Linked DNA regions of Mus musculus: region 2 is linked to region 1. Evidence: chromatin loops called from intact Hi-C (ENCODE). Cell type or tissue: heart. All regions are shown on one strand. Each heading gives the region's core, and the rest is flanking DNA. Links, peaks and the distances in the headings are about the cores only. Region 1 holds the start of Fscn1 (fascin actin-bundling protein 1). Region 2 overlaps Rnf216 (ring finger protein 216).

The links. Hi-C counts contacts between places; a loop is a spot of excess contacts. Peaks named below come from ENCODE experiments on the same cell type or tissue, not always from the same donor. Only the 100,000 strongest peaks of a DNase experiment are listed, where the experiment ranks them.
Region 2: a loop joins it to region 1, with 5 times the contacts of the local background. A loop is called at or near these places in 3 of 42 quality-filtered maps.

The regions. Positions count from the first base shown.
Region 1 is chr5:142,954,015-142,969,688 of GRCm38, forward strand. It overlaps Fscn1 (fascin actin-bundling protein 1), which reads left to right and starts at 6,341. Exons shown (of 5, transcript NM_007984.2): 1 at 6,341-7,266. The coding sequence starts at 6,435. In heart, for the core only: a CTCF peak has its summit at 6,337; DNase peaks (open chromatin) are centred at 6,347, 8,147, 9,027, 9,557 and 1 weaker place; H3K4me3 peaks cover 5,439 bases; H3K27ac peaks cover 5,528 bases; H3K27me3 peaks cover 49 bases.
Region 2 is chr5:143,009,705-143,025,378 of GRCm38, forward strand. Rnf216 (ring finger protein 216) reads right to left here. Exons shown (of 17, transcript NM_080561.4): 15 at 5,920-6,142. Among named protein-coding and RNA genes, the nearest start is that of Gm43380, 21 kb to the right of the region's middle. In heart, for the core only: no CTCF peak of the experiment used is centred there; a DNase peak (open chromatin) is centred at 7,947; H3K27ac peaks cover 1,476 bases.

The DNA.
Region 1 (15,674 bases), core at 5,098-13,097:
TTTGTGTCTATGTATCTAATAATAAATTGATCTATTTAACTATGTAGATATCAATCCATTGATCTATGTATCTATCAACTGATGTGTATGTATGTATGGATGTACCTACATGCGTACTTGAGGCAGGACTTAAAGTAGCCCAGGCTAGCCTTACCACATTTCATAGCAGAGGATGGTCTTGAACTTCAGGTCCTCCTGTCTCTACCTCGTGAGTGCTGGGATTACAGGTTTGTGCCACCACGCCTGGCTTAGGAGGTTCTGTGGTTAGAATCCAGGATTTCACTATCAACTGGGCCACATCGTCAGCCATATTCAATATGCTTTCTTTTACATTCTTACTTATTTACTACAAATGGGTCCCAGGAACCAAGGTCGGCAAGCCTGATGGTGAGTGCTCTTCCCTGCTGGCTGACTTATTTGCTCTTTTTTTTTTTTTTTTTTTTTTCTAGACAGGGTTTCTCTGTGTAGCCCTGGCTGTCCTGGAACTCACTTTGTAGACCAGGCTGGCCTCGAACTCAGAAATCTGCCTGCCTCTGTCCCCAACCCCACCCCCAGTACTGGGATTAAAGGCATGTGCCACACGCCCAGCTCTTATTTGCTCCTTTGAATTAAGGTCTCATGTACACAAGGCTGACCGTTCATGCACAATACAGCTAAGGCTTGCTTTGAATTTCTCAGTTTCTTTCTTCTACCCAACAGTTTCTGAGATTTCAGGTCCGTCCTATGTCATGCCCAGGTTTTTTGTTTGTTTGTTTGTTTGTTTTTTGGTTTTGTTTTGCTGTTTTTCAACACAGAGTTTCTCTGTGGAACCCTGGCTATCCTGGAACTCTGTATACCAGGCTGTCCTTGAACTCAGAGACCCTCTGCCTCCCTAGTGCTGGGTTAAAGGTCCCTGCCATCACCGTGAAACTTAAGCCCAGCTTCTCATTTGGTGGCTGGAAATTTGCCTGCTTCTGCCTCTCTCCAGCTGCCTAGCACTGATGTCTGGTTGAGAGCAGGGGAAACTGAGGTGCCGCTAGGACAAGATCTCATGCAACCGTGAACAGCCCTACTGAGCCATCCTCCTGGGACAGCCTCTCAGGCCAGGCCTTCTGTGTCTTCTGCTATAGTAGCAGTACAAAGTTGACACAACCTTGCTCTTCCCAGCAGCTGGGAGTTCCTGAGAAGTGTAAATGAGGTTTCCAGGAAAGCCAAGAGGTGAGAGACTGAAAAGTTGGAGGGATAAGGGGGTGCCCATCAAGCTGCAGTGGAGACTTGTTATCTGTTGCGCATCCCTGACATCTCAGCAGGAGGATCAGGAGTTCAAGGGCATCCTCAGCAACATAGTAAGTCTATGGAGCTAGCCTGGGCTACACAGATGCCATTACAAAAAAAAAAAAAAAAGTAAAAAAAAAATCTTGGGATATGGGGGATGGGTGGGTGAACTGTGTAGCCCAGGGAGTCACTACTGGTTCCTTTGGAAGTCCCTGTTCTGCATGGAGATCATGGAGATTCTGGGGACACTCCAGGAGTCCTCCTTCAGGGAACTAAGTTGGGGAGCAGGGCAGCCTATCCTGTGGCCTTATTTCCTGTCTGGTGCAAGCGCCAGGCAAGGCATCCAGCCAGGAGCGACTCAGGCCTGACCTCCGCTAACTGTTCTGTTTTGTGCTGCACCCTCATCTCAGCAGGGATCAGGTGGCACTTGGGTCCCCAGGGGATCCAGGGACACAGTGTCCATGTCCCCATCTTTCCCCACAGGGACCTGGGGCAGGGCCGAAGAGGAGACCTCGTGATGTGTACAGGTGTAGCTCATCCCTCCGAGGACTCAGGGGACACTTGGGGAAGGTGTGACACAGAGCAGGCTGGAGCTCTGTGCGGCTCTTTATTAAGTGTGCCTACAACAGGGGCAGAGACACAGCAGCGACAATGATAACAGCCCACTCCCAACCGAAGCTCAATGGTTACCAGACTCAGCCAACTGCAGAATTCCAGTCCATAACGGCACCTCCTTTCCTTTCTCAGGAGCTTACCAGAGAGGTCTCACCCCAAGCCTTCACCCCATCTAGAGCAAATGCTTATATCCCCCATGTTTGCTCAGAGCAGAGCATGGAGGGACCTTCCTGTCACCAGAGGCAGAGGCATTCTGTATACGTGCATACACGCCTCTGTGTGTGTGTGTGTGTGTGTGTGTGTGTATTTGGTACAGATCTAAGCATAGAAAATTGAAAAGCATTGAGGTTGGTGATTGAAAGGCTCACTGATGGGCAAGTCGGGTTCGAGTGCGCTAACTGTATGACTCTATGGATCCGAATATCATGCTGTTTTGGAAAGGAATGAGGGAGCTACTGTTTCTAAGGAAGAGAAGAATGGGCACCAAGACATAGGGAGGGAAGGTGGGACAGTAAGCACTTACAGCCGAAGCCCAAGACCTGGAACCCAAGGGGAAAAACAGGTGTGGCCAGGCTTGGTGGCACGCGCCTTTAGTCTCTGAGTTCAAGTCCAGCCAGGATTACATAGCAAAACTTTCCCTCAAGAAAAAAAGGTAGGGGCTGGAGAGATGGCTCAGTGGTTAAGAGCACTGACTGCTCTTCCGAAGGTCCCGAGTTCAAATCCCAGCAACCACATGGTGGCTCACAACCATCTATAATGAGATCTGACGCTCTCTTCTGGAGTGTCTGGAGACAGCTACAGTGTACTTACATATAGTAAATAAATAAATCTTAAAAAAAAAAAAAAGAAAAAAGGTAGAGGAGGAAGAGGAGGAGGAGAAGGCAAGACAAAACAACTAACTACATAGCTGGGGGAGGTGGTGCTTGCCTATAATCCCAGCACTTGGAAGGCTGAAAGAGGAAATCAGGAGTTCCTATGCAGCTTTGGCTTATGTGAGCCTTTCTCATAAAACCAAGAGCAAAACAGCAAAACATGAGGTGGTAACTCAGCTGGAGAGTGCTTGTCTAGATTCCCTCAGTGAGGGGCTGGGGTGTGACTCAGTGCCTAGAATCCCCCAGTGAGGGGCTGGGGGCGTGGCTCAGTGGTAGAGCCCCTGCCTAGAATCCCCCAGGGAGGGGCTGGGACGTGGCTCAGTGGTAGAGCCCCTGCCTAGAATCCCCCATTGACGGGCTGGGGTGTGGCTCAGTAACAGACTGCTCACCTAAGATGTTCAAGGCCATGACTTTCATTGAAAACATCACAAAACAAACAAAACCATCAGTGAGGTTGAATGTGTATCCATGTTTGCTTGTCTCCATTTAAAGAACACCTGGAAGATCTCTAGCTGCTGGTGGAGGCGGGAGGGTGAAGGCTGCTTCATCCTTTGTATTTGAACTGTGTGGCTGTGGGTGTATTATCTGTTCCCAAGGACTGCACATGAAATGAGAACAATGAAGGCTTCGGTTCTGCTGAGATGAACCTCAATTCTCCACAGATGATCTCACCCAGAGCCAGATGGAAGTCCCCCAACATTTAAGCCTCTGTTCTGAGTGCTGGACCCAAACTCATCTTAAGGGAAAACCCAAAGAGCCTTTCTGTGGTTTCCTTCCACAACTGTCTTTCAATGTGTGTATGTGTGCACGTGTGTTTGCTTGTGTGTGTGTGTGTGTACTATGTGCATGTGTGTGAGCATGTGTGTATATGTATGTGCATGAGTGTGTGTGTGTGTGTGTATACATGTGAGCATGTATGTATAGGCCAGAGGTTAGTGATGGGTAACTTTCTCCAGAGCTCTCCACCTTAGTTTTATTGTCTGTGTGTGAGCGGCTGTGGGCACTGTACACCACAGCACATGTGTGGAGGTCAGAGAACAACTTGTGGCTGTCACTTCTCTCCCTCTGTGTGGGTCTAAGACCTGGATCCAGCGCTTTCGCTTGCTTGAGACATCTCGTTGACTAGCTCCTCCGTTGTTAACACAGGGTCTCACTATGTAGGTCCAGTTATCTTGGAATTTGCTCTGTAGACCAGGCCGGCATCAAACTCAGAGATAGACCTGCCTTTGCCTTCAGAGTACTGGGATTAAAGGTGTGCACCACTACCACCCAGTTTAAAATTCTAAAAAGATTTGTGGGTGCAGGGATTTGAGGAGGCCAGGAGAGACTGTTGGATCTCTGGGAACTGGAGTTAGAGGTGGTTGTGAGCCCCCACGGGTGCTGAGAACTGAACTAGGGTGCTTGAGAGGAGCTCGCTCACTGCTGAGCCCCACCTTAGATTTGAGTCCCTCGTACTGAAGCTGAGTTCAGTGATTTGACTGAGCCGACCGCTCAGGGTGGGCTTTTCGATGTGCACCACAGGCCTGGCTTTATAGGTGAGGTCATGCTTGCACAACTGGCCTTTCTTTTGCATTTACGTGTGTGTGTGTGTGTGTGTGTACATGAAGTGAGAGGGGGCAGTATGGGAAGGGTCAGTGGACAACTTAAGGGAGTTGGTTTTGCCTTCCATCATGATGGTCTAGAGACTAAATTCAGCCCCTCAGCCCGGGAGCGTGCCTTTACCCTCCGAGCTCCCAGCTTTGGGTTTTTGAGGCAAGGTTTCATATAGCTTAGGCTGGCCTGGCATTCAAGGTCATCTCAGAGGCCTAGGATGACCTTGTGTTGTCGGTTCTCCGGCCTTTACCTCTGGTGTGCTGGCGTTTGCCTTACCACACCCAGGCATCCCCCATAGCTTAAGCCTAAAGCTCTCGGATGGCCAGCACGCCCATGCCCTGACGTGAAGTTCAGTGACTAATCAATACAGAGCGTTCACGGAGCCCTGACACATAGCAGCATTGACTTAACCTTAACAGCCTGGTGTGTAATGAGGCCAACTTGTCCGATTCTGCCCACGATGCGATGCTCTGGGTTAAACAGGTTTGAACAGAGTACCGGATGGCAGAGAGGGCACCCTCAGTATCGGGTTTTGGCTGTTACTGCTTCCAGTCTTCTGACCTGCTCCCTCAAGGCTGGTCTTAAACTCAAAGCAATCCTCCTGTCCCTGCTTCTCAAGTTCTGGAATTACAAGTGTGACTCACTGTACCCAGGAATATGTGTCTTTATTACAGAGGAAGGAGAGCTCAGAGAGTGAGAGTAACCTGTGCAAAGTCCCACAGCAGGAGAGGATGGCTGGCTATCGGCCGCGAACTTGGTGACCTTTCCTGTGACCTCTAAGGGAGGAACTAGATGTCCCAGCAAGGATTCTAGGGACTTGTCAGGACTGACCTTTGATGATGGGAAAGCCATGCCATCTCCCCTTCCCCTTTGATGGTCGCTGGAGGGGTTTGCCTGGGACAGAGATGCGTTTGGACACAGATCACCGTGAAGACTGGTCAGTTTCAGTACCCTGCCCAGCCTGTGGCTGGGAAGGGCCAGGGGCCCAGATCTTGTGGGCAGCCTGGGGTAGGGCCAGCATTCCAGGGGCCTGCCTGGCATGTGGGGAATGTCCCAGGAGAAGTCTCAGTCCTCCAGAAACTCAAAGGGAAGTGTTCTTACGTGGGGTGGTGTGTGGTGGGAGGTGGGAGGTGGTGTTTGTGGGAATGTCCCTCTGGTCTGGAACCCTGAGGGGCTGCAGTTAGGAGGTACATTGGGGCTGTGCCATTCTAGGGAGCTGACCTGCTTTTCTGATGTCTTCATAAACAGAGACCACTATTCCTGCCTTACCTACCCTGCTTCCTGGTAGACCAGCACCCCGGGGCTTGAGCATCACCACAGTAGGGACTTTTGTGGGCCACTGACTTGGGCCACAGTTACCACAATTTATTTAGAGTCAGCAAGGTGGCTGTACTCTATGCTGACCCGGGAATAGAAATCTCGGTTTCTGCTCAGGAGGCCCAGGCTACAAGGCCTTGAAAAACCCTGAGGCGGGCGGGGCAGGTAGGGCTCTGCATGCGCCTCTCTAGAAATTAACCTCCTTTCTACCCCAGACCCTTCTGGCGTCTCTGGCTTCTTCAAGGACCGGCTCTAAGGCTACTTCCTGGTACACCCTGGACCCTCCCTCCATCCTGAAGGGATCATTATCTTAAACCTGGTCCTTCCCATCGACTGGGTTTGGGGGTAGGGGTGTTTCAGGATGGCCTCAGAGAGCAGGAGAAAGTTGGAGATCAGCCAACTACTGCAGAGCACGACTGTGGAGGAACAGTTAAATGGACTAGCAAACACGAACGGGCCAGAGGCAGAAGGACTGCTATGAGTTCGAGTCCAGCCTGAGCCACACAGATACTTCAAGCCTAGTCTGAGTTACAGAGTGAAACCCGGTCTTAAACCCCAGAAAAACACTCCGGGGAAGCGCAGGGGACCGGGCGCGCGCTGCAGAGCCCCCTCCCCGGCAGGCCCGGGTAGGGGCGTGGCCACGGTGACGTCATCCTCCTATAAAACCCTGGGCGCCGCCGGGCTGGCTTTGTGGAGAACTGCAGCGGGCTAAGCCGTGTTGAACAAAGGAGGTCGGGCACAGCTATCCAAGCTCCCGGGGCCACCGGGCCGCCCTCCGCCACCATGACCGCCAACGGCACGGCAGAGGCTGTGCAGATTCAGTTCGGGCTCATCAGCTGCGGCAACAAGTACCTGACAGCCGAGGCGTTCGGGTTCAAGGTGAACGCATCCGCTAGTAGCTTGAAAAAGAAGCAGATCTGGACGCTGGAGCAACCTCCCGATGAGGCGGGCAGCGCGGCCGTGTGTCTGCGCAGCCACCTGGGTCGCTACCTGGCCGCCGACAAGGACGGCAACGTGACCTGCGAGCGCGAGGTGCCCGACGGCGACTGCCGCTTTCTCGTCGTGGCGCACGACGACGGCCGCTGGTCGCTGCAGTCCGAGGCTCACCGGCGCTACTTTGGCGGCACCGAGGACCGCCTGTCCTGCTTCGCGCAGAGCGTGTCGCCGGCCGAGAAGTGGAGCGTGCACATCGCCATGCACCCGCAGGTTAACATCTACAGCGTTACCCGCAAGCGCTACGCGCATCTGAGCGCGCGGCCGGCCGACGAGATCGCGGTAGACCGCGACGTGCCTTGGGGCGTCGACTCGCTCATCACCTTGGCCTTCCAGGACCAACGCTACAGTGTGCAGACGTCCGACCACCGCTTCCTGCGCCACGACGGGCGCCTTGTGGCACGGCCGGAGCCCGCCACGGGCTTCACGCTGGAGTTCCGCTCCGGCAAGGTGGCCTTTCGCGACTGCGAAGGTCGCTACCTGGCTCCGTCCGGGCCCAGCGGCACCCTCAAGGCTGGCAAGGCCACCAAGGTGGGCAAAGATGAGCTCTTCGCCCTGGAACAGAGCTGCGCTCAGGTGGTGCTGCAGGCGGCCAACGAGAGGAACGTGTCCACGCGCCAGGGTGAGTTGGGGACATGTCCCCTCCCTTGGGTCCTGACCCAGTGCACAAAAGCATCTCTGCACTCCTTCTATTTCCCTATTTCCTCCTGGGCTCCCTTTAGGCTCACAGGCCTCTGGGCTCCGCCATGAGGAGGTGGGCTTCTATTTTGAAAGATCTGATCTCACCAGATAGCCTTGGCTATCCTGGAACTCGCTATGTAGACTGGGCTGGCCCCGAACTCGCAGAAATCTTCCTTCCTGTCTCTTGTGCTGGGAATAAAGGCATGTACCACCCCTCTGTTCAGGACGTAGGCTTCTTCTGCTGGGAGAAGGTGACGTGGGGAAGTGGGTAAGGCCTAACACATTCTAAAGCAATACTGTCCACCACCACCCCCCCCCCCCCCGGCTGGGGGCGTGGGACTCCATAGACCTAGCTTAGATCTTCTCCGTTTCCTCTTCCTTCCCAGTCTGAGCCATCCCCATTCATGAGCCGATTCTTTAGGATAGGCTGTCCCAGGTCTTGGAGAGGAAGGGTTCCCCCTACACCCCCCCTTGTTCATTTCCTCGTGCGTCCTCTCCCGTTTCGCGGGCCTTTGGCTGGAGGGCCAGGGGACAGTCACCCCTGCCCTCCCCGCCTTAAATGGCGAGATAGAGGAGGTTGGAGGGGCTTTTGATCCCGGCGGGGTGTGCTGGGCGGGGTCGGCCCTGCGACTCTTGGTGGTGGTGGGGTTGTCCGTAGGGGCTTCCCCTCCCCCACTCCATCTCCCCTCGCTAAGGCCTGGCGCTCCGGGCCGCGGCCTTTGTGAGCAGGGGGGCGGGTCGCCACGGCTGGGCCCTCCCTCGTCCCCTTTGTCCTGCTAAGGCTCTGCAGATGGGAAAACCAGATGCGGCGGAGCTGGGGGAGGGGATCGGCTTAGGCGGGTCCCTCTGCGGAAGAGCCACCCCCAACCCTCCAGGCGTTGTCCCTGGTCCAGGGTTCATTGAGAAGGCGCGGAGTGAAGCCGCCTGGCTCTTCCTTCGCACCCCGGCTGGCAGGCGGCGTGGCGCGGGTGGCTGCGCGCCAGGCGCCCTCCCTGCCCTCCTATGCACGCCTTGCGGTCCGGCACTCGGCGGAGTGTCCCTCCAAAAGCCTCTACTCTCGAGTGAACCGGTCCCCAAGGCCTCTCTGGCTGGGAACAACCGTTTGCAGCTCTATTTGTCCCCATCCAGGGCCTCCAGCAGGCTGGCAGGCCATTTCCGACCGGCATGGGCATGGTACAAGTAGGCGCCTCCTTTCTGGCGTACCCCCGACTCTTCAAAGGGTCTTTGCTGCCTGCTGGTAGGGGCTTGTGAGATCTCGCTTCCTTGGTTGGGAAACTGAACCCCAGGCTTTGGAGATAGCTGGATGGGAGCCAGTCTGTGGGGAGGAAGACCCCCCTCCCCCAATGCAGAGGGCAAAGCCTTGGGTGGGGCCTGCTTGAGTTTGGCTGAATAACGCTCAGAAAAGTGCGACCATTTGCTTACTGTTACACAGTAAGTCAGCACCATGCTGAACTGGGTGTACTTGATGCCAGAATGTTCTCTCATTATACACACACACACACACACACACACACACACACACACACACCAATGAACCATGGCCTCTCTTGTTTCACAGTGCTGGGCGAGGGGGTCAGAGTTCCCACCTGTTTAGCAAACATTGAGATACGAGCTGCGGTAAACGTCTCTTGGGAATGTGACTGGTATGTAAAGCAGAAGATTGGGGGTACAGGATCGGGGTAGTAGATTATAAAGATCTGGGGTCCCTTCTGAGGACCCAGGAGCTGCCCCAGGAGAGTGAATAGAAATGAGCATGCACCAAGTTTATGGACTGGTTTTGCAGGCAGGGGCCTCAGCAAAGGCCCGGAGGCAGGGAGTTGCAAATAGAGAAGCCCTGCATAGCTAGGAGGAAGGCTGGGATTGGAGGGAATCCTGCAGATGACGAGTACTCCAGAGCCTAGAGAGACCAGCTCTCTGCTTACAGAGCTGTGGCCGAGGCTTGTGCCCTGGGGAAGGTTAGGCAAGGCACAGGTGACTTGGGCCCTTGGGGCCTGAAAGGAGCTAGAGGGTGTGTTTTGCGAGCCTGGACAGGTACCCTTTTCTGAGGGTGCCATGATTGTGCATGATTCACACTGATGCGGCAGGAGGGGGCGGGAATTGAAGGGGTGAGAATCTGATGGGAACTTGGGGTCACACACAGTCAGACCTCTTCTGCCCTCCTATGTCTGGGTCCAAGTCTCATTCCCAAGTCAGCCAACTCCTCCCCCGGCTTTTTGAGGGTGAGCTGTTGGGTGGGTGTGCCGGGGAGGCCATTTTGGGCAGGCTTGCGTGGCAGGGAGGCGGGGCTGGGCTTCGGGGAAACACGTGTTGAACTGCTAGCCAGGAGTAGGGAGAGGGAAGGCTCAATCTGGTCTGGGGTTGTGAATCTTCCATGCAGATTTGCTGCTTCCGGCTTCCTGGCCTCAGTTTCCCCATCTGAAAGCACAGAGGTACATTGAGCCAGGATCTTCCTGGGAGGTGGAGATCCTATGAGAGTAGGATGGGGGGTAGTGGGTAGGGTCTTTTCCTCCTTGCTTCTCATGACCCTCCCAAGCCCCTGCTGGCTCAAGGAGACCCCGTGCTATGTCTCCCCACACTGCCCACCCTGGCTTACTTGTTGGGTTCTAATGCTTTCAAAGAATTTTGTCCCCATCATTTCTAGGGCGGCTGGCTAAGAATGAGTGACAGGTGAGGCTGGGCTTTGTAGGGTATCCTTTTGACGGCTTCCCTCTTGGGTCGAGGAATGGCTTAGTTTTGAGCACTGTACGACTTTGGGCGGTGAAGTCCTGGAGGGTTCTAAACTAAGCCGCCTTCTGGGTTGTGAGGATTGCTTATTTCGAACAACAACGCTAGGGAGTCTGGCAAACAGCTAAGCCCAGGAAGGGGGTTGCGGGTTAGAGGACCCTCTGAGTCACCGCAGAGACGCCTAGGAAGCTGGAAGACAGCCACGCCCCCTCCGTGGGCTCCTAGGAGCCAGTGACTCAGGTTTTCTGTGCTGCTGCTGCTGAAAAAAAAAAAAAATCCCACAGAAAACCTGTTACCATAGCAACGCAGCTCCAATATGATTCCAAGGCCAAGTGGGGCCTTTCCCCCTGGCTGAGCCTTAGAGGGCCCATTCTGGAAGGGGGCTAACTTCCCTTTCCGGCTGAGGTGGGAGGGCCCACCATCTCCTTGGCAACAGGCCCTCACGTCCTTTCACGGTCCCAACAGAATTGAGAGGCGATTCTTTTTGGCAAGGGAGGGAAACTGAGGCAGAGAGCGGAGAAGACATTCCCCGAAGGGTGCCTGGAGTCCACCTTTGGTGCCTTGGTGGCCTCTTTATTAAAAAGTGGTTGCACAGGCCCCTTTGTTCCAGTACCTGGAGATGAGACCCACATGGTGAGGCCCTTTTTGTTCTCTGTCTGGACGTCTCATTTTTCAGAGGTACTGGGAGGTTGAAGGTTGGTGTATGTCCACAGCACTGTGCTGTCTTGAACTCAGTGCGCATGACATCTTGGGCCAGGGCCTCTCCTTTGTGTGAGGGAAGCTAGCATGCTGGGAAACTCCGACTCCTTTAGTCCACCCACTTTAGTTGTAGTTTTTGTCTTGTAGCCCATCTGGCTTCCAACTCTCCATCCTCCTGCCTCAGTCTCCAGGGTGCGGCGATGACAGGCATAGGTCACCACAGGCTTCTGGCCTCCACTTGATGGTTGCCGGAGTGGCTGGGAGTGGCTTTTCTTTTCTTTTCTTTTCTTTTCTTTTCTTTTCTTTTCTTTTCTTTTCTTTTCTTTTCTTTTCTTTTCTTTCTTTCAGGCAGGGTTTCTCTGTGTAGTCCTGGCTGTTCTGGAACTATGTAGACCAGGCTGGCCTCAAGTGCTGGGATTAAAGGCGTGTGCCACCATCTCTTAGTGGGGTTTTTATTTGTGGGAATGTGGGGATAAAACCTGAGGCCTGGGCGGTGGTGGTGCACGCCTTTAATCCCAGCATTTGGGAGGCAGAGGCAGGCGGATTTCTGAGTTCGAAGCCAGCCAGGGCTACACAGAGAAACCCTGTCTCTAAAACCAAAAAAAAAAAACAAAAAACCCCAACAACCTGAGGCTTTGTGCAGGACACATGCTCTACCACTGAGCCACACCCCAGCCCCTCACTGGGGGATTCTAGGCAGGGGTTCTACCACTGAGCCACACCTCCAGCTCCTCACTGGGGGATTCTAGGCAGGGGCTCTACCACTGAGCCACGCCCCTAGCCCCTCACTGGGGGGTTCTAGGCAGGGGCTCTACCACTGAGCCACGCCCCTAGCCCCTCACTGGGGGGTTCTAGGCAGGGGCTCTACCACTGAGCCACGCCCCCAAAGCCAGTTTTTCTTTCTTTTTAAAAAAAAATACATTTTAAATCTAATTACCTTTATCAGTGTGTGTGTGTGTGTGTGTGTGTGTGTGTGTGTGTGTGTGTGTGAGAGAGAGAGAGAGAGAGAGAGAGAGAGAGAGAGAGAGAGGGAGAGAGGGAGAGAGAGAGAGAGAGAGAGAGAGATTGGGACTGACTGGTCCCAGTTCTGGCTTTCCCTGACTGTTCCATTCCCCGCAGTGGGCACGGTTAGATCAGGTGGGGTCACTTAGGCTCGCTAGCATTGGGTGTGGCTCTTTTCTGCCCAGTATGCTGTGCTAACTCAGCTGTCCCTGCACGTGGCAGGTCAATTACAGGTAGGCTGAGGGGACAGTGGGTGACACCCTGTATATGTGTAGCCAATTGTTCTCTTAATATTTAGCCATCCCTAGTGTGGGCCAGGGGCAGGAGAGCCATTTCTGCCTGAGAAGGTTGAACAGACTACAGCCCAGAGCTGTGGCCTTGGGGTGGCTGTCTAGCCTGGGATGGCCCTCCTACTCTCCTCTGTGCTTCAGTGGTAGATCCTGTGGAGGCACTGGGCCAGGGTCCTTGGGGACCTATCATGGAAGCCATGTCTGCTGATCCATATGTCTAGAAGGGGAGGCATCTGTCCATCCCCACTCCTGAAGTCAAGGGACCCCTTGGTCTTGCAGGGTGACCTTGGGCCAAGGCCAGCCACCTCTGAGCTCCATCTTCTGCTTTGTGAGGTAGAGGTAAGAGCCTTTGGCATTGACAACACAGATAGAGACTCGGTTGGGTCAGGGTGGCATTGGCTGGCATACTCTTGGGTGTAGTGTCAACTAAGGATGAGTTCCTAGGGGCAAGGCTGAAGGTGGCATCTACCATCCCATACCACGTTCTGCTGCCTAAGGACGCCTGAAGACAACTGTGAGACTGGCAGTGTACACTGCTTCCAAGCTGAGGACATTGTTAGAATCCCAGATCCTTGAAACAATGAGTTTATCTTGTTAGGACCCAAGATCCCACTCCTAGGTGGAGTCAAAGCCTTGGGAGCGGCACCTTATTGGGGCTCAGTGAGGTCATGTGACATGGAAACCATGTAGTGTTACTATGTAGCAAGAAGTTAGAAAGCCATGCAACAAACCTGTAATTCCAACTCCTGAGGCAGAGGCAGGTGGATCTCTGATTTCAAAGGTAGCTCCAGATACACTGTGAGACCTTCTCAAAACAAGACAAGCAGACTGGAGAGATAGCTCAGAGGTTAAGAGCACTGGCTACTCTTCTAGAGGTCCTGAGTTCAATTCCCAGCAACCAGTTGGTGGTCACAACCATCTGTAATGGGATTCAATACCCTCTTCTGGGGTGTCTGAGGAGAATGACAGTGTAGTCACATACGTAAAATAAATAAATCTTTAAAAAAAGAAAAGAAAAATGAAAAGGGAGGGGGGTGATGGAGACATGGCTCAGACAGTTTTTTGTTTGTTTTGGCTTTTTGGTGTCTTTTCTTCTTTCTTTCTTTCTTTCTTTCTTTCTTTCTTTCTTTCTTTCTCTCTCTCTCTCTCTCTCTCTCTCTCTCTCTCTCTCTCTTTCTCTATCTTTTCTCTTCTTGTCTTGTCTTGTATCTGTGTAGCAGCCCTGGCTACCCTGGAACTCACCTATAGGTCAGGCTAGCCTTGAACTCAGAGATCAGCCTGCCTTTGCCTTCCAATGCTGGGTTAAAGGTGTGCTCCAGCACTGTCCACTCTGGACCACTTGTTCTTGTATTCACCTAGTTCTCACAGGGTGGCTCATGACAGTTCCAGGCGACCTGACCTCTTAGGGCACCAGGCACATGTGCGCATATTCATACACACAGGCAAGACGTTCACACACGATACATACAATACAAGACGTATCTTTCTAAAAATTAAAGAAAATAAATGAGAAGCGAGAGGGAAAGGAGGGAGAGCCACTGTTTGGACTGGACCACCACTGGCAGGGAAATGCCAGAAGGTTCAGACAGCATTCAGGGTTTGTGGCTGGTGGGGGCAGGGATAAAGGAGGAGTTTTCTAAAGGAACATGTGGTCTGTGCGTGTGTGTGTGTGTGTGTGTGTGTGTGTGTGTGTGTGTGTGTTACTAGGGGTAGACTCCAGGGCCTTCCACCATGCTGGGCAAACAATTTACACTGAGCTATATTTTCGACCCCCTCTTTATTTTATTTTTATTTTATTTTATATATAGCTCTGACTGGCCTAGAACTCATTATGTAAACTAAGGTGACCTCAAACTCACCCATACTCAAATGAGATTCACCTGCCTCTGCCTCCTGAGTGCTAGAGACAGTCATGAAGCACCACGCCCACCTTCTCTTTAAAAAAAAAAAAAAGCCTATTGCTTTTGTTTTTATTTTTGTCTGTGGAGGGTGGTGCCCACACCCAGTGGTGCCAGTTTGGAATCAGTTCTCCTGCCCTATTCTACCTAGGGATCGAACGCAGGTGGGTAGGTTTGGCAGCAGCTGCTTTTACCCCACGAGCCATCTCGCTGGCCTGTAGCCCTTTGTGTGTCTGTCTGTCTGTCTGTCTGTCTGCATGGAGTGGAGTCTCATGTAGCTCAGGCTGGCCTGCGAGTTATGATCTTCCTGACCCTGGTATCCAAGTGCGGAGACTGCAGGCTCACTCTGCCACGCCCTTTTACACAGTTCTGGGATGGACTCTGCATGTCAAGTGAGTTATAGCCACGGCCCTATTTTATTTTATTATTTTTGAGATCGGGCCCCACTCATCATGGAGGCTAAGGTCGGCCTCCTGAGTGGTGGGATGACAGGCGTGGGTCGATGTGCCTGGCTCCTACTCTATTCTTTTACTTTCACACATACCCACTACAGGAAGCGAGTAGCGAGCCCCCTTTTACCAGCACCCCGCCATGTGACATTCCGCAGAACCAGCGCCATCTGTGTGTTTATTCAATGGTTTTGGTTGTATTTAAAGCAAATTCCCCACACTGGTGCTTCTTACCCAGAAACGCCTCCATCTGTAGCTACAAAACCAGGCCATTCCTTACATAACGGCAGCGTTGCCTAACTGGAACCGATCTTTAAGACCCAATCCAGGCCCACGGGAGAGTTCTGCTAGGCCTTAGAACATCTTTGTGGGTGGTTCGTTTGAAGTTTGATGGCTTCCTTCCTCCCCTGCTCCCCTTTCTCCTTGCCATTTTGGGCACTAGAGTTTAAAGAAACCCGCCTGCCACTGAACTAAATCCCCAGATTTTTTTTTTTTTAAGTTTTTTTCGAGACAGGGTTTCTCTGTGTAGCCCTGGCTGTCCTGGAACTCACTCTGTAGACCAGGCTGGCCTCGAACTCAGAAATCCACCTGCCTCTGCCTCCCGAGTGCTGGGATTAATGTCTTATGTATCCCAGACTGGTCTTGAACTTGTGGTCATGCCTGGAGTATCCTATTTTGATTGTTTATGTGTATACCCCTAATATGGATGTCAGAGATTCATATCATATGTGCCGTCTTTGGTCATCCTCCATACTTTTGGGGGATGTATGGGGGCAGGGATGGAGTCTAGCCTGGGCTGTGGTAACACACGCTTTTCATTCCAGCATTAAAGCAGAGATAGGTCGATCTCTGAGTTCTAGGACAGCCTGGGCTACACAGGGAAATTCTGTCTCAAAAAAAAAAAAAACAAAAAGAGAGAAAGAAAGGAAAAGAAATAAGAGTCTCCCTATATAGCCCTGGCTGTCCTAGAACTTATTATGTAGACCACGCTGGTCTTGGACTCACAACAGAGATCCATCTGCCTCTGCCTCCTGAATGTCCACTCTCTGCTTGGAGACAAGAATCGCTCAGTGGCCCGGATTCAGGGATTCAGCTAAGCTGGCTGGTCCCTGAGCTCCAGGCCTCCATCTGTCTTGGCTTCCCTGTGACAGGATTATCGGCTCATGCCACCGCGCCTGGCTCTTACACCATTCCTAGCGATCTGAATTTAATACTCTATGGTCAAGCCATCCTTCAATGCTCCCTCCCCTCCTGTTGAGACAGAGTCTTACTCACTCGGTAGCCTGG
Region 2 (15,674 bases), core at 4,387-12,386, 55 kb after region 1:
CAGAGGGACTGCTATTTGCCTGACCTTCTTTTCAGGCTACAAAGTCTTCCTCAGGCTACAAGATGGCACTTCAACAAAAAAACCAAGGACAGGTACCTGCTATGGCAGGCAGACAGGATTTCATGTAGGGGAAGAGGAGGCATGGGGGAGAGAGCAAGCTCAGCCCAGGCTGCTAAACTCCCGACCTCATGTGGCAATGCCCACTGTGCTGTTTCTAGGGATAAGTGGGGGTCTCGAAAGGGCCTAGCTTAGGAAAAAGACTCCATTTCCTCCTGAACCCGTAGAGATGCAAGCTAGACAGACAATGACAGGAGCTGGCAGAATGATTAGGCCATATCAAAGGACCTAAAGTATCTGAGACATACCTCCTCTCTCCTTTCCCTTGTAGGCTGCCTCCCCATAACTAGCAATTTAGGAAAATTACACTTTCTACACACAAACCCTCTACTCTGTTCCATAGACCCCCTTGGAGACACCTCCCTGCTAGAGGGCTCATTGGGTGCTGAGCTGCATGACCAGCTAATTCCTTCAACTTAGCACTGGCACAATGGGCCATAGGAACCTGCTCCTGACAAAGCACTGCTGATTGATGCAGGGACGCCTGGCACCCAGAGCATCACAGCTTTCCCACTGTGGTGGCTCTGAGCAAGCTTTTTTCTTTTATGTATGATGAGCACAGTATAGCTGTCCTCAGACACACCAGAAGAGGGTGTCAGATCCCATTACAGATGGTTATGAGCCACCATGTGGTTGCTGGGAATTGAACTCAGGACTTGTGGAAGAGCAGTCAGTACTTTTAACTGCTGAGCCATCTCTCCAGCCTGAGAATTTTTTAACATAGATTCAAGCCAGCCTTTAAGACACCCTATCCATGACCACAGAGTGGCCAATAGTGACCTGACTGCTTCCTGTGGTATGTATGCTGTACATTTCCACACCAGAGATAGAAAAAGGCCTTTGCTTTGGGTGACAGGATGCTGGTTGAGAGTTTTCAAGATACTTTAGTAAATGCCAGTTTTTAAAACCAGGAAGACTCTACACTAAGGCACAGATTTTCAGCTCTGGGAGCTGGGAGCTGCGGCAATTCTAAGCAGCCTGAGGTAACCAGCAGCAGTAAGTGCCAGTTGAAAGCAGCCCCTGTTAACTAACGGGCCACACCCTTACCACGCCATGCTGGCAATCCTCAGTCCTGGCCTTGTGGCAATGGTCTGTGGTCCCGGCTATCCATAACTCTTCTTCTACACATCATCCTTTCACATTATTTTCCATATTTGGAGAAAACTGACATACATACTGCATCTTGGGGGTCTTATTCTAATCTGAGCATATATAAAATATGGCATACATCTTGTTTCGGAGCATTTAAAAACTGTGGTTCTAAATGCACCATCTTTGAACAAGTAGCACACAGCAGCTCTGTAGCCCTCCAGCACTGATGAGCTGCTTATCATCTGAAATCCAAACGTCTGCTCGGCCGGCCGGGAACATGCTTAAGCAAGATGATTGCAAGTTAAGCTCTAGGCCACACAGGTAGCACAGCGAGAAACCATCTCAACAACAACCTCCTCTGTACAAAGCTGTCCCCACGAAGGTTATGTGAATTCAGTGTGCACAGCTGGCAGCTTTGCACAAGTTTTTCTGCTTCCTGTAACTCTGCTTTCTTACCTATCTCTCCCCATGGAAGTAAACAGAGTTAACTCACTAGCAAAACATTTGTCTCCCAGAGCAAGGGGAGATTAGCTGAGAGTAGCTAAAGTCATAACCAACCTTTGTTATTTGTATTTTATTATTGTTATTACTGCTATTTTTCACTGTGTGCATGACACGCGTGGAAGTCAGAGGCCAGCTTGATGGAGCTGTTTTTCTTCTTCTACCACACGGCTCCTGGATCAAACTCAGGTTATCAGGCTCAGCAGCAGGGTTCCTTTACCCACCAAGCCATCTCACTAGACCATTTCACACTATTTTTAGGCTTGCTGTTACTTAGAGCTTAAAATACTTACATATATGTGTGGCTTGCATATATGTCTGTGTACTACACTAGCTCCTGGTGCCTAGGGAGTCCAAAGGAGGAAGGCAGATAGATTCCCTGGAACTGGAGTTACAGATGGTTGTGACCTTCTGCAAGAGCATCAAATGCTCTTAATTGCTGAGCCATTTCTCCAGCTCCAATGTTGATAATTCTTTTAAAAAAACTTTTAGCATTTATGGCATATGGCTGTTTTGACTACATGTATGTATGGGCATCACATGTGGCCTCTCTGGGACTGAGTTATAGATGGCTGTAAGTCATCGTGCGGGTGCTGGGTCCTCCAGAAGAGAAGCCAGTGCTCTTAGATACTGAGCTATCTCTCTAATTCCCCTTTTCTCCCTTCTCTGAGACAGGGCTTCTTTGAGTTACAGTCCTGGAACTCACTGTGTGGATCAGGATGGCTTAAAACTCACAGAGATCTGCCTGCCTCTTCTTCCCAAGTGCTGGAATTAAAGGCATGAGCTACCAACTGTCCGGCTAATAATTTTTTAATATTACAACATTTATTGATTGACTAAGTCATTTTACTCTAGAGAAGAACATGTTGGTGAATTGCCTAAGCTGTAAGAATTTCCCTATTTTAGTTTGTGATTATTATCTGTGTGTGTATGTGTGGTGTGCAGGTCAGTTTTCCCCCCTCCACCTTTTGGTAGGTTCTAGGGACTGAATTTTGTGCAGCACAATCTTTCCCCATTAACTATCTCATTGGCTCTCTTTCAGTTTTTCATTTCTCTTGTATATAGTCTTCTGCCAAAGATAATTTACATTTCCTTTAAAAAAAAATCTATTCACTTATTTGTATGTGTGTGCCCCAGGGCATGTGTGAAGGTTAGTGGATAACCTGGGGAGTTGGTTCTGTCTGTTATTTTTCTTATTCTGCTTCTAAGCAGGATATTTAAAGTTACCCATTGGTTTCCCAGAGGTGCTTCTTACAGTCTGGACAGGCATTCCGTACGAGCTGTAAACCTCCCACCCTAATAGTAGACAACGTGATCTGTCACACTATGCAGTGCTCCAGTGGCACTCAGACTTGCCACAGTTCAGAACCTCGGAGCCACTCCGGCCCTGTCTCTGGGCCCCCAAAGGCTAAATCTGGTGGTCCTGTACCTCTTCTATGCCCCTGTAGCTTTCGCTACACTACTGGGTCACTCTGACTAGTCTGAAACTACTAAAATCACGAAGCACTGTTTCATACTATATTAGGGCATTTCTGCTCAACAGATTGGTTTTGCCTCCATTTCCTAGTTTAAAACGAAGCAATGGAGCCTGCAGACATGCCTCCGTGGTTAAGAGTGCCTTTTACTCTGGTACATGATTGGGATTCAGCCCCTCGTACTGACATGGTGGCTCACAAGGATGTGGCACTCCAGTTGCAGGGGATCTAACACGTTCTTCTGGCCTTGGCAGACAGACACCAAGCACAGAAGTGTACATACATCTATGCAGGAAACCATAAAATAAAGATAATAATAAAAAGAGAGAATGAGCCGAGCGTGGTGGCACATGTCTTTAATCCCAGCACTCGGGAGGCAGAGGCAGGCGGATTTCTGAGTTCGAGGCCAGCCTGGTCTACAGAGTGAGTTCCAGGACAGCAAGAATTACAAAGAGAAACCCTGTCTCAAAAACCAAAAGAGAGAATGAAGAAATGGCTCACATCTATAATCCTAGCTCTTGAGAAGCTGATGAATAACTGTGTCATCACTTCAGTAATACAACATGCTTTGCTTTGTTGTTTTGAGATAGGCTCTTATATAGCCCAGACTCTTACCTCAGCCTCCTAAGTGCTAGGATTATAACTGCTGTAGCTGCTACCTGGTTTTTTCTTTCTTTTTTCTTTTTTTTGGTTTTTCGAGACAGGGTTTCTCTGTGTAGCCCTGGCTGTCCTGGAACTCACTCTGTAGACCAGGCTGACCTCGAACTCAGAAATCCGCCTGCCTCTGTCTCCCGAGTGCTGGGATTAAAGGCTTGCGCCACCACGCCTGGCATCTTTCTTTTTTCTTTATAGACAGGATCATTTTATTTTAAAAAAGATTTCCTTACTTTATGTGTTTGCTTGTTTTGTCTACATGTATGTTTGTGTACCATAGGTGTGGCGTGTCCTCCAAGGCCACAGATGGTATAGAAACCTCTAGAGCTGGAGTTCCAGGAGGTAGTGAGCCAACACTGGGTGCTGGGCATGGACCACAAGTCCTCTGAAGAGTAACCAGTGATCCTACCTGCAGTGCCACCTCTCCAGTCTCCCTGTGATACAGAGTTGGTCTCATACAGCCTAAGAGGTCCTGGAACCTGTGTGTAATTGAAGATGGCCTTCAACTTCTGATTTCCTTTGACTTCTTCTTTGATGGGAGTATAGATGCTGACCAACACTAGTAAATCTCTCCTTCCCAGCCCCCAACCCCTCTCCCCTGGACCAGGTTTCTCTGTATAGCACCCTTGGCTGACCTAGAACTTGCTTTGTATACCAGGCTGGCCTTGAAGTCATACACATCTGCCTGCATTGCCTCCCTGAGTACTGGGATTTGCATGCCTGGCATTATTAAAAGTTTTAAAAATGATTTTGTGTATGATTGTTTTGCCTGCATTTGTATCTGTAAACTGTGTGTGTTCCTGATGCCCACAAAAGTCAGAAGGATGCATGGGATCCCCTGACTGGAGCCAGGGACGGCTATAAGCAACCATGTGGGTGCTGGAAACTGAACAGGCACTCTGCAAGAGCAGCACACGCTCACTGCTGAGCCATCTCTCTAGCACCCTATTGTTGTTGTTGCTGTTATTTTATTAGACAGGGTTTCTCTGTATAGTTGGTTTTCTCAAGTTCCTGGCTGTCCTGAAACTTGCTTTGTAGACCAGGCTGGTTTTGAACTTAAGAGAGCCACCTACCTGCCTCTGCTTCCTAAGAATTGAGATTAAAGGTGTGTGCTAAACTGGGCGTGGTGGTGCACGCCTTTAATCCCAGTACTCGGGAGGCAGAGGCAGGCAGATTTCTGAGTTCGAGGACAGCCTGGTCTATAGAGTGAGTTCCAGGACAGCCAGGGCTACACAGAGAAACCCTGTCTCGAAAAACCAAAAAGGTGTGTGCTACTTCTGCCACCCGGCTTTTTAGTATTCTTTTGTGGTTTGGGAGATTTAATGCAGGGTCTCTTGCATGCTAGGCATGTGCTCTAATAATGGTATTTTTCAAAGTTTAAATCAAGAGTGAAGGTTTTGAGTCCCTTCAGTCTGTTAACATCTAACTGCATCAGTATGGTGAATTACATTAAGAAGGCTGCTAATATTAAACTACCCTTGCCTTTCTACAATATACTGTATCCTAGAATTACAACATGTTTATTTGGCTTTTCTTTCCTTGAAAAGATTGTTGGGATAGGGTCCCCCTACCTAGCCCAGGTTGGCCTTAAACTTGTAACCCTCCTGTCTCATCCTCTGAGTGCTGAGATTAGAGGCATGCAGTCGTGTTTGTCTGTAGGCTCCCCAGAACTCTGTAGCACTCTGTGCAGTGAAAGCTGTTGGGTTTTGGTGGCAGCAGTGTGTTGTCTATAACTCTCCCTTGTCCTGTATAACACTCCAGATGGCAGAGAAAATGTTTATCCCCTAAGTGACTGAAGTGATTTGTCCACAAGACTTTTTTCTTTTTTTGAGATGGGGTCACCCTCTCTTGCTTAGTGATTCTCCTACCCCAGCCTCCTGATAATGGCTACAAGGCATGTCCACCACACTCAGTGTATTTCAAGGTGAGTGTTTTCTGATATTCTCCGTTTTCCCTGTGGCTATTGGTTTGTATGTTTCTATGAGTCTGAACCTGTCACGTAAATACAAAGTACTTTTCATTACAGGAATGTATTGCTCTTTTCTCATATATGGAAATGGACTGACACGCATCTACTCACAGTGGGGTCGGTCCACAGGGAGCACCTGGAACATTCTTGGCAAGGGGCTCCTGGAGAGCGAGGATGCTGGCAGAAATGGTCATAGCCATTGATAGAAACTCGACAGAGGTAGCACATCTGGGCACCACAGCGGCAAGACATGCGGTTGCAGCCTTCAGACTTGATGAGGCCAGTTCCACACTTGTGACATTTTCTAATCCGAGCAGCAGTCATTTTTTCTTCACTGAGAAGAAAAGAAAAAAGCAATTGGAGTTGGCAGGGAAGGTGGGGCCAATAAATGATCATGGCCACTAAGGTTTACTATTTCCCGTATGTAAGGACGGCCTGAGCCTTTCCGAGACATTCAGACAGTGGAAAGGGCCCATGTTTTGGAGTCTGAGAACTCGGCTCCAAGTTTATCAACTGTACTACCTTGGATAAATTTCCCAACTGCCTGGAGACTCAGTTTCCTCACTTTCAAATTGAGGGCATAATATTCTCATGTAGTTTTGGAATTCAGATAAGATATAAGGCCATCTGACATGATGTGTGGCATTTTTTCATTCTAGGACTCCTGCAGGCTGTCAAGAGGGAGAAGAAACTCGGCTCCTTCCTAAACCAAACCTGGTCTGTGCAAAGCTAGTGATTTAAGAAGTGGGAGCCAAGTCTATATACACTGGATCTCTGAATACTTGGTCTGGGAGTAGGCAATCCCTCTGTTGAAGGAGCACACGTCCAAGCTCACACTCCTACAGTCCCCCAATAGCGAGACTGTTTCTAGAAGCATTTCAACTGATAAGGAGGGCCCACTACTGCCAGGATACTTCTTACTGTGTTGGTATTTTGTATTGCTGCTCCCAACTACAAACCGACACCCTTCACCTTTCTCTGTTACACTGAGGGCCTTGAAGACAGAGGGAAGGGAGGCAGGATCAAAACAAATTTGCTATTGAGATAAAGGGTGGGTGGCCAGCTACAAAGTGAAGCAGAGAGGGTGTCCAGCAGGATGTGCTGCGATGTAAAGGTGAGTGCAATCTAGGCAGCAAATGCTTTCACTGTGTGCACTGCAGCTACTCACACTGCAGCAGTTTGTCACTTAGACACCAAACTATGTACCAAGAACAGTAAAATGCAATATAACACTGGCTGCTACTTATTGAGGTCCAATCTGCTAGTGACCTGAAATGAAGAAAAGCAGAACTTTAGCTTGGAAACAATCTACACCCAGTTCAAGTTACAGAAGAACAAATGATTTCTAAGTTTTGTTTAATAGGAGACCAAGTTTAACTAATTAATCTTTTGAATCAGGGTGTCACAAAGCCTAGGCTGGCCTGGAGCTCACCACTTGACTAGGCTGACCTTGAAATCAGAGAGATCCATCTGTGTCTGCCTCCTGAACTGGGACCCAGTGTGTCCAGGAGACTAGACTCTATTACTACTGCCGGCTGGGAGTAGCACAATGAGTTTAGTTACTGAGCAACTGTGAAGACACTTCTTTTTTTTTTTTTGGTTTTTTGAGACAGGGTTTCCCGTATAGCTCTATAGCTCTGGCTGTCCTGGAACTCACTCTGTAGACCAGGCTGTCCTCGAACTCAGAAATCCGCCTGCCTCTGCCTCCTGAGTGCTGGGATTAAAGGCATGTACCACCACGCCCGGCTCATGAAGACACTTCTTAATGTTGCTTCTTAAGATGCAAGGAGCTGCTGGGTGGTGGCGGCACACACCCTTAACCCCAGCACTTGGGAGTTCAAGGCCAGCCTGGTCTACAGATTGAATTGTAGGATAGCCAGGACCATACAAAGAAACCCTGTCCTGAAAAACCTCCACCACCACCACCACCACAACAAAAACAAAACAGAAAAGGCCAGAATGGGCCTATATAAGAAAGGACTGCGGCTGTATGGAACAGAGAAGCCACAGCTGCTTTTTGTTGTTAGCGTGAACTATACAGGAAAGAGCCTCACAGGATGTGCTTCCAGAAGCAGGACAGGAAGAGAAGCCTAAGCCGAGGCTGTCTCTGTCTGCTGATCTCATGTTCAACAGGAAGACTCATGGACATCCTCTGTGCAGCCAGCTGACACCCCACCAGTCTGTCACTACTCGTGCTTTACTCCCCAAAGACAACGGGAAGTAATCTTGGGGGCTTCCTTCTCTCTCCACTCTCCACACCTTCTCTTCCCAACCAAAAACATACTCTGCAGTACTGGCTGGTCTGGAACTCCCTATGTAGACAAGCCTGATTTCAAATTTATAGAGACCACCTCTTTCTCTTGAGTGCTGGCATTATAAAGAATTCTTAAAAAAGAAAAACAAACACACAAACAAACAAACAAACAAAATTTAAGAACTACGGTAGGGTTGGAGGAGATCGTTTAGTTGGTAAAGTGCTTGACACATACAAGCATGAGAACTTGAACTGAGATTCCCAGCACCCATAAAAAAGCCAAGTGTAGCTGTGCATGTCTGTTAGTCCAGTACTGGAGAGGTAAAGACAGGACCATCCCTGGGGTCTGCTGGTCAACAAGTCCTGCTGAATTAGCTGAGTTCTAGGCTCAATGAGAAACCATGCCTCAAAAAAAAAAAAAAAAAAAAAAAGGCTTAGAATGTGGGACGATTGTGACCAACCCTGAGGACCTGTGTCCCTGGGACCCAGATGGTAGAGGCAGAGAAGTGATTACTCATAGTTGCTCTTTGATTTTTCATAAGCCATGTGTCTGTATACATTTTTTTTTTCATTTAAGAGACAGGGTCTCATCAGGCCTTTAATCTCAGTACTTGAAGCAGAGACAGGCGAATTTCTGCGCTCTAGGCCAGCCTGGTCTACCGAGCAAGTTCCAGTAGAGCCAGAGCTATACAGAGAAACCCTGTCTCAAAAAACCAGGGACAGGGTCTCATTGTATAGTTTTGGCTGGCCTTGAATTTTGTATGTAAGCTGGGCTGATTTCCAAATCACAGAAATCCATTTGCCCCTGCCTCCTAAAGCTGGTATAAAGATGTATCTACCATGCCCAACACATAATTAAAAAAAAAATGCCTTATTTAATCTTAAGTATATGAGTGTTCTGCTTGTATATGTGTGTGCACCATGTGCATGCCTGGTGCCCATGGAGTTTAGTCTGATCTCCACAGACTCAAGTAATGGGAGGTAAAGAGTGACCCAGCACGCAGCTGCTAGGGAAGAATACTCGGTCATTTTATGTCAACGAGACACAAACTAGACTTAGCTGAGAGGAAGGGACCTGAACTGAGAAATTGTCTGTATAAGAGCCAGCTGTAGGGCATTTCTTAATTATCCATCTATGCAGGAGCACCCAGCTCATTGTGGGTGCTGCCATTCCTAGGCTGGTGGTCTTGAGTTCAGTAAGAAAGCAAGCCATGAGGAACAAACCAGTAAGCAACGCCCCTCCATGGCCGTCACAGCAGATGCTGCCTCCAGGTGCTTTTCCTGACTCCCTTTGATGATGGATCTGGAAGTGTAAACCAAATAAACCCTTTCCTGCCCAAGTCACGTTGGTCCTGGGGATTCATCCCAGCAATGGGACAAAGAGCAGTGTGCTCTTAAATGCTGAGGCACTGATCTCATCCAAATAAAGATATTTTTCAATTATAAAAAGATGGAGAGAGACAAATGAAGAGGCATCTACACACATACAACACATAACTCACCCATCCCCCCCCCCCCCCCAATCATTCTGGTGTAGTCACCCTAACAGTCACTTTGCCACCACTCCTGACTCATTTTCTTAAAGAAGTATGTACTGAAATGATCTTGCTGGTTTCATGATCTCTGTCTATTTGGGCTGAGACCAGCTCTGTGGGAGAACATTTGTCAAGCATGTGTAAGGCCCTAGGTTAAATTTCTAGAATTGAGAATCCGCTAACAAAGGAATACCTGCCGCCACAAACCCAAAGCACTTCTCTACTTTTTCTTGGCTTTTAGCAGTTTGACTCTCATGTGTCTTGTTTCAGACTTAAAAAGTACTGGTTCATGTCCCTAAATCTGAAAAGTTTTCAGCCATTCTTTATTCAAATATTCTCTGGCCCCTTTTATACCCTCTGAATAGGAATATACCAGATAATGGGTCATAGGTCCCTTAGGGTTCATACATTGCTTTTCTTTATTCTTTTCTTCCCATCTTCCCAACTGGATAATGTCAGGTAAGTCTGATTCATCACTTTTCTCAATTTATTCATTCTATGTGTACTAAGTGTTTTGTCTTCATGTATATTAAGTGTACCACTTGTGCACACAGTGCCCTCAAAGGCCAGAAGGCAGCACTGGATCCTCTCCTCCCCAGAACCTGAGTTGGAGACAGCTGTGAGCTGCCACATGGGTTTGATTCAAACCTGGGTCATCTGAAAGAACAGCCAGTGTTTGTTACCCATGAGTCATCTCGAGCTTCTTTCTTTTTTGTTTTTTTGAGACAATGTCTAATGTAGACATCAAATGTGCTATTTAGCTGAAGATGACCTTGAACTCTAGATCCTTCTGCTCTGACATCCCAAGTGCTAGGATTACAGGTGTGCACCTCTGTAGCCAGTTTTCCGCAGTGCTGGGAAGTGCAGTCAGGACACTGCACACAAAGCAGACCCTTTACCAATTGAGCTACACTGCTAGCCTGTGCAAATCTGTTATCACATTTTCATAGTTCTTTACTGAAGCTCAAAGTCCTTTGTCGTTTTCACTGGTGTCTTGATGACACTCTTCACTTGGTTAGTCACTGTGGAACTGGTTTCTTCTGTCCATGGTTTCTTTTACTCTGACAAAGACAATAGATCTTCATTTTTCAGGCAACGAGCACTCCAGTTGACTGCTCATCACTACCTCATTTGCTTTTTTTTGTTTTTTTTTTTGATACAGGGTTTCTATGTGTAACCTGGGCTGTCCTGGAACTCACTTGTAGACTAGGCTGTCCTCAAACTTAAGAGATCTACGTGCCTCTGCCTCCAGAGTGCTTGGATTAAAGGCGTGTGCCACCATTGCTTGTTGAATTTTACGTATTTGTATAATCAATCAGTCCACTGCTTTTCCTCCTGTGAATAGGCTACATTTTCCTAATTTCTTTTTCTTTTCTTTTTTTTCTTAAGATTTATTAATTATTATATATAAGTACACTGTAGTTGACTTCAGACACACCAGAAGAGGGCGTCAGATCTCATTATGGGTGGTTGTGAGCCACCATGTGGTTGCTGGGAATTGAACTCAGGACCTTCTGAAGAGCAGTCAGTGCTCTTACCTGCTGAGCCATCTTGCCAGCCCATTCTCCTTACTTTCTTTAAATGCCTTGCAAATTAGTGTTGAATATTGAGTATGTTTAATACTGTCAGTAGAAACTGCAAACAGAAGACTGCTTCTTGGAGGCCTGGCAGTTGCTGAGGTTTTGTAAAGCTCAGGGCTGGAACTGAGAGATATTTTTAAGATCTAGAGCCAAAAGCATAGAAAAAAGAAAAAAACCAGAAAGGCAGGCAGTGGGTAGACCTGCTGTCCCGATCCCTGTGGATGGCTCTATTTCTGCACGCCTACGATGCTAAGGCTACTCAATTCTTGCTGGCCTTTTACCTGTCATTCACAAAGCCACAACTAGAAGCTTACAATCTTGTAGGATTTGTCTGAAGTGTGGCACCCTGGTCCCTGGTCATTCACATAGCCTTTTTCGTCTCAGGCTGCTGTAACTAGTCTATGTCTTAAAAATCCTCAACAAAATCCACAGGGAAGCTGTTCAGCCCCAAGGTTTATACCTGGCAGCTTCTGCCAGGCTAATAGTTGCTTTAGTGGAAAGGGTGTACTTTTTCAACTTAATTCACCACCATTTTCCTTTAAGTATGTAGTTGGTTGATTGATTGGTGAGTGCTGAGACCGAACCCCTGTGCTCGCTCGCTCAGGAGACCCTCATTTACTCCATTAACTCCCCATCTTGATTTCGTTAGTCAGGACCCGAGCTGGAACCCAGATCATTACTGACTCCACCTACTTCACATTCCCACCCATCCGAGTCCTGCCAATTTTTCTCTTTACAAATTTCCCAAACCTGCTGGGCATGATGGCACACACCTTCAATCTCAGCACACATGGGGCAGAGGCAGGCAGATCTCTTTGAATTCAAGGCCAGCCTGTTTTATGCAGTGAGTGAGTTCTAGGACAGCCAGGACTATGTAGAGACCCTATCTAAAAAAAACCCAAACCAACCCCTCACAAAACACCACCACCACAAACAACAACAATAACAACAACAAAACCAAAACCCACCACCACTACTAACACTAAATCCACCCCTTCCCTCTTCAGTGTCATTACCTTTGTTAAGGCTCTATAACATGACCCTGGAATATTCTAGTGGTTTTCTTTTTTCTTTTTTCTTTTTTTCAATATATAAGTCTTTTATTCTCCCCAAAGAGCCCAAATTGTACTTGTGATCAGGATCTTGTTTCTGGAACTAGGAAACCAAGGCCTCACTCGTTGGCCTGCCGCACAGTCCCCTTCTCACACACACAGATGCTGTCCAAAAACTTTGAGATCCTTGTTTTTAACTGCTGTGGCTTGCTGGATCAGAAACAAGTTCAATGTCATTTCCTTTGAGGATTAATTCATCCTTCTGGGCTTGAGAGACAGAACAAACAACACCTGTCCTCATCCGAACACTATGGATGGATGAATTTCTCACCCAAGAAATTTTGGGTTTCAACCAAAGACCTTTTCCTGAATAATGATGTTGAATGGGAAGTGAGCATACACAGACCTCATCTTGTAACAGAAGCCCAGTGTGACACCTTGATCATGTTCTGAACATGACGGCAGATGGTTCTGACAGTGGCCAGTTCCTTTCTGTTACCCCACCATTTGTTTTTTTTTTTTTTTTTTTTTAATAGATGTATTTTTTTTTTAAAGATTTATTTATTTATTATATGTAAGTACACTGTAGCTGTCTTCAGACACTCCAGAAGAGGGCATCAGATCTCATTACGGGTGGTTGTGAGCCACCATGTGGTTGCTGGGATTTGAACTTTGGACCTTTTGGAAGAGCAGTCGGGTGCTCTTACCCACTGAGCCATCTCACCAGCCCTACCCCACCATTTGTTAACCGGGAGCCTTTTCTCTTTCTTTCTAAGAAGACTCAGTTCTACATTGATGTGATTGAAGTCCCTCCACAGAGTCCTCCTGAGGCCCTTCACAATAACTGTGCGCCCCTTCAGAGTGATGTCGACATTTTCTGGAATGTCGACAGTCTCATTGCTGAGAACGGTCTGCATCCTCGCAGTAGATGGGGCAAAGAGCTGCAGTGGTTTTCTTTTTTTTTTTCCTTTTCTTTTTTTTTTCAGAGAAGAATCTTTCCTGTCCATGCTGGTCTTCCACTCACTAAATATAATATGGAAGAGTTGAAGTTCTGTTATAGAATACTGTCCTTAGCGAGGCATGGTGGTATAAGCCCAGCACCAGGGAGGCAGAGGCAGGTGAGTGTACATAGAGTTCCAGGAAAGTCAGGGCAGCACAGAGAGACAATTGTCTCACCTCCCACCCCACAAAGAATGCTGTCCTTTGAGCATAACAACAGAATAACCTTCACTATTTCCATCTGAGTGGCTGTGAACACCCACAAAGGATGCTAACCTGAGATTCCAGCCACTCCTTCCTCCACTTTCTTCTAGTCTCTATGTGAAATAGTTGCAAAGTCTTAGAGGTGTAAGAGATGTGGTGGCACATGCCTTCTGTGAATTTGAGGCTAGTCTGCTGCTTGTGTGCATGTGTGTATATATGTGTGTGTGTGTGTGTGTGTGTGTGTGTGTGTAAGATGGCTCTAACTGAAGGGTTGGACTTCATCTATGCAGGTACAAGAAATAGCTTCTAAGGTGAGACTTTTGGTGGGATGGCTGTTTTGGGATTTATCCATCCTCTATAAGCATGCCCAATAAATTCATTTGTTCCCAAGATGGTACTTTCTAGGGCGAGTAGCTGTTCACATGACAACTCATTGATTCTTGTTGAGACACAGTCTCTCTAAGTAGTCCTAACTGAATCTTACTTTGCAGACTATCTGTTCTAGAACTCACTGAGATCCTCTGGCTTCTGCTGCCCAGATGCTGAGACTAACAGTGCTCACCAAACAACTTCTCATCCTGTTGCCTTTACCTTCTGAATGCTGGAACTGCATTCAGAATACATGCTGGGCTTACACTACCATGCCTCGCTAAGGACAGTATTCTGCAAGTAGGCCACCATGCATGGCTCTCTTTTAGCCTATTTCTGTTAAAACTACTTGCTGTGTAGTCATGAACTCTAAGGCATCAGGGCCTCACACTAGTTTAGGAGCAACTGATTGTGGGCCAGACACTAAGCACCTCAGCTCCTTTGTGAAAGAAATATCACTGAAGTCCCCTGACAGCGACACCTTCAGACCCTGCTCTAAGCTAGGCAGGCAGTAGAAGTGAGTGTCAGAAAGTATTCTGCAAGCTGTCTTTATCAGAAGGCACAAGATGATAAGCTGAGCCAGCACTTGGGAGGCAGAGATAGATGGGAGGACTTGTAGGTCTGGGGTCAGCTGGGTTGTGCGGGGAGCTCATGTGAAAAGCAGACCTTCTATGGACCTGATCTGATTGGGGTTCTTCTGACAACTGGGGGACTGTGGATCTGGCAACAGACACTGCAGACTCACTGCCAAATTTTGTTAATGACAGTGGCAAATGCTAAGTAAGAGCTAAGTACTTTTGCCTGAAACAAATGATGCCAAGGACAGATTTGCTTGAAAATATAAAGGGCTTTAAACAAGAACAACAAAGTATGGCAAAATAACTGCTGGGGCTTATTAACTAGTGTTTTTGCTGTGGACACCTGAAATTTGTGTGTGTTGCTGAGTATCCCACTCAAGCCTCACACTTCTATGCAATCACTGAACTGAACCATCACTTGGATGCTTAAATATTTTCCTAAGATAGAGAAAGGTGGGGGGCTGGTGAGATGGCTCAGTTGGTAAGAGCACCCGACTGCTCTTCCGAAGGTCCGAAGTTCAAATCCCAGCAACCACATGGTGGCTCACAACCACCCGTAATGAGATCTGATGCCCTCTTCTGGTGCGTCTGAAGACAGCTACAGTGTACTTACATATAATAAATAAATAAATCTTTAAAAAAAAAAAAAAAAAAAAAAAAAAGATAGAGAAAGGTGAATTTTTAAAAAAGCAGCTGGGGCTGGAGAAATGGCTCAGTGGTTAGGAGCACTTGTTATTGCAGGACACTGGGTTTGAGTCCCAGCACCAACACCGTGACTCGCAACTATCAATAACTCCAGCTCTACGAGGTCCCAAGCCCTCTTCTGACTTTCCTGGGTATCAGGCATGCACAGGTGTACATATATTGACACACAGAAGCAAGCTATCTGTACACATAAAAACATTTTTTAGAAAAAGCTATCACAGCTTTCATCATTACAAAGTTAAGGTGCACTTTACTCTGATCCCCACTGCTGTAACAAAGGAAAAGAGGTTTATTTTGCTCACAGTTCTAAAAGTTCAAGAACATAGCAATGACATCTGCTTGACTGTGAGGACCGTGAGGTTGGTGTTCACAGCAGCAGGAAGCAGGTGGAAGCGAGCACATGGCCACCCCTCCTCTTTGGCTGAGAGGTCTACGCAGGCCTGGCCGTGAACTCATCATTCTCTTTGCCTCTGTCTCCCGATGGCTGGGATATCATCTGCATCAGGTATGCACCATGATGCAGAGGGCTGTTTTGTAACTTTTTTTTCAGCTTATTTAGACTGTCTTCTCACTTGCAGCCAAGGCTAGTT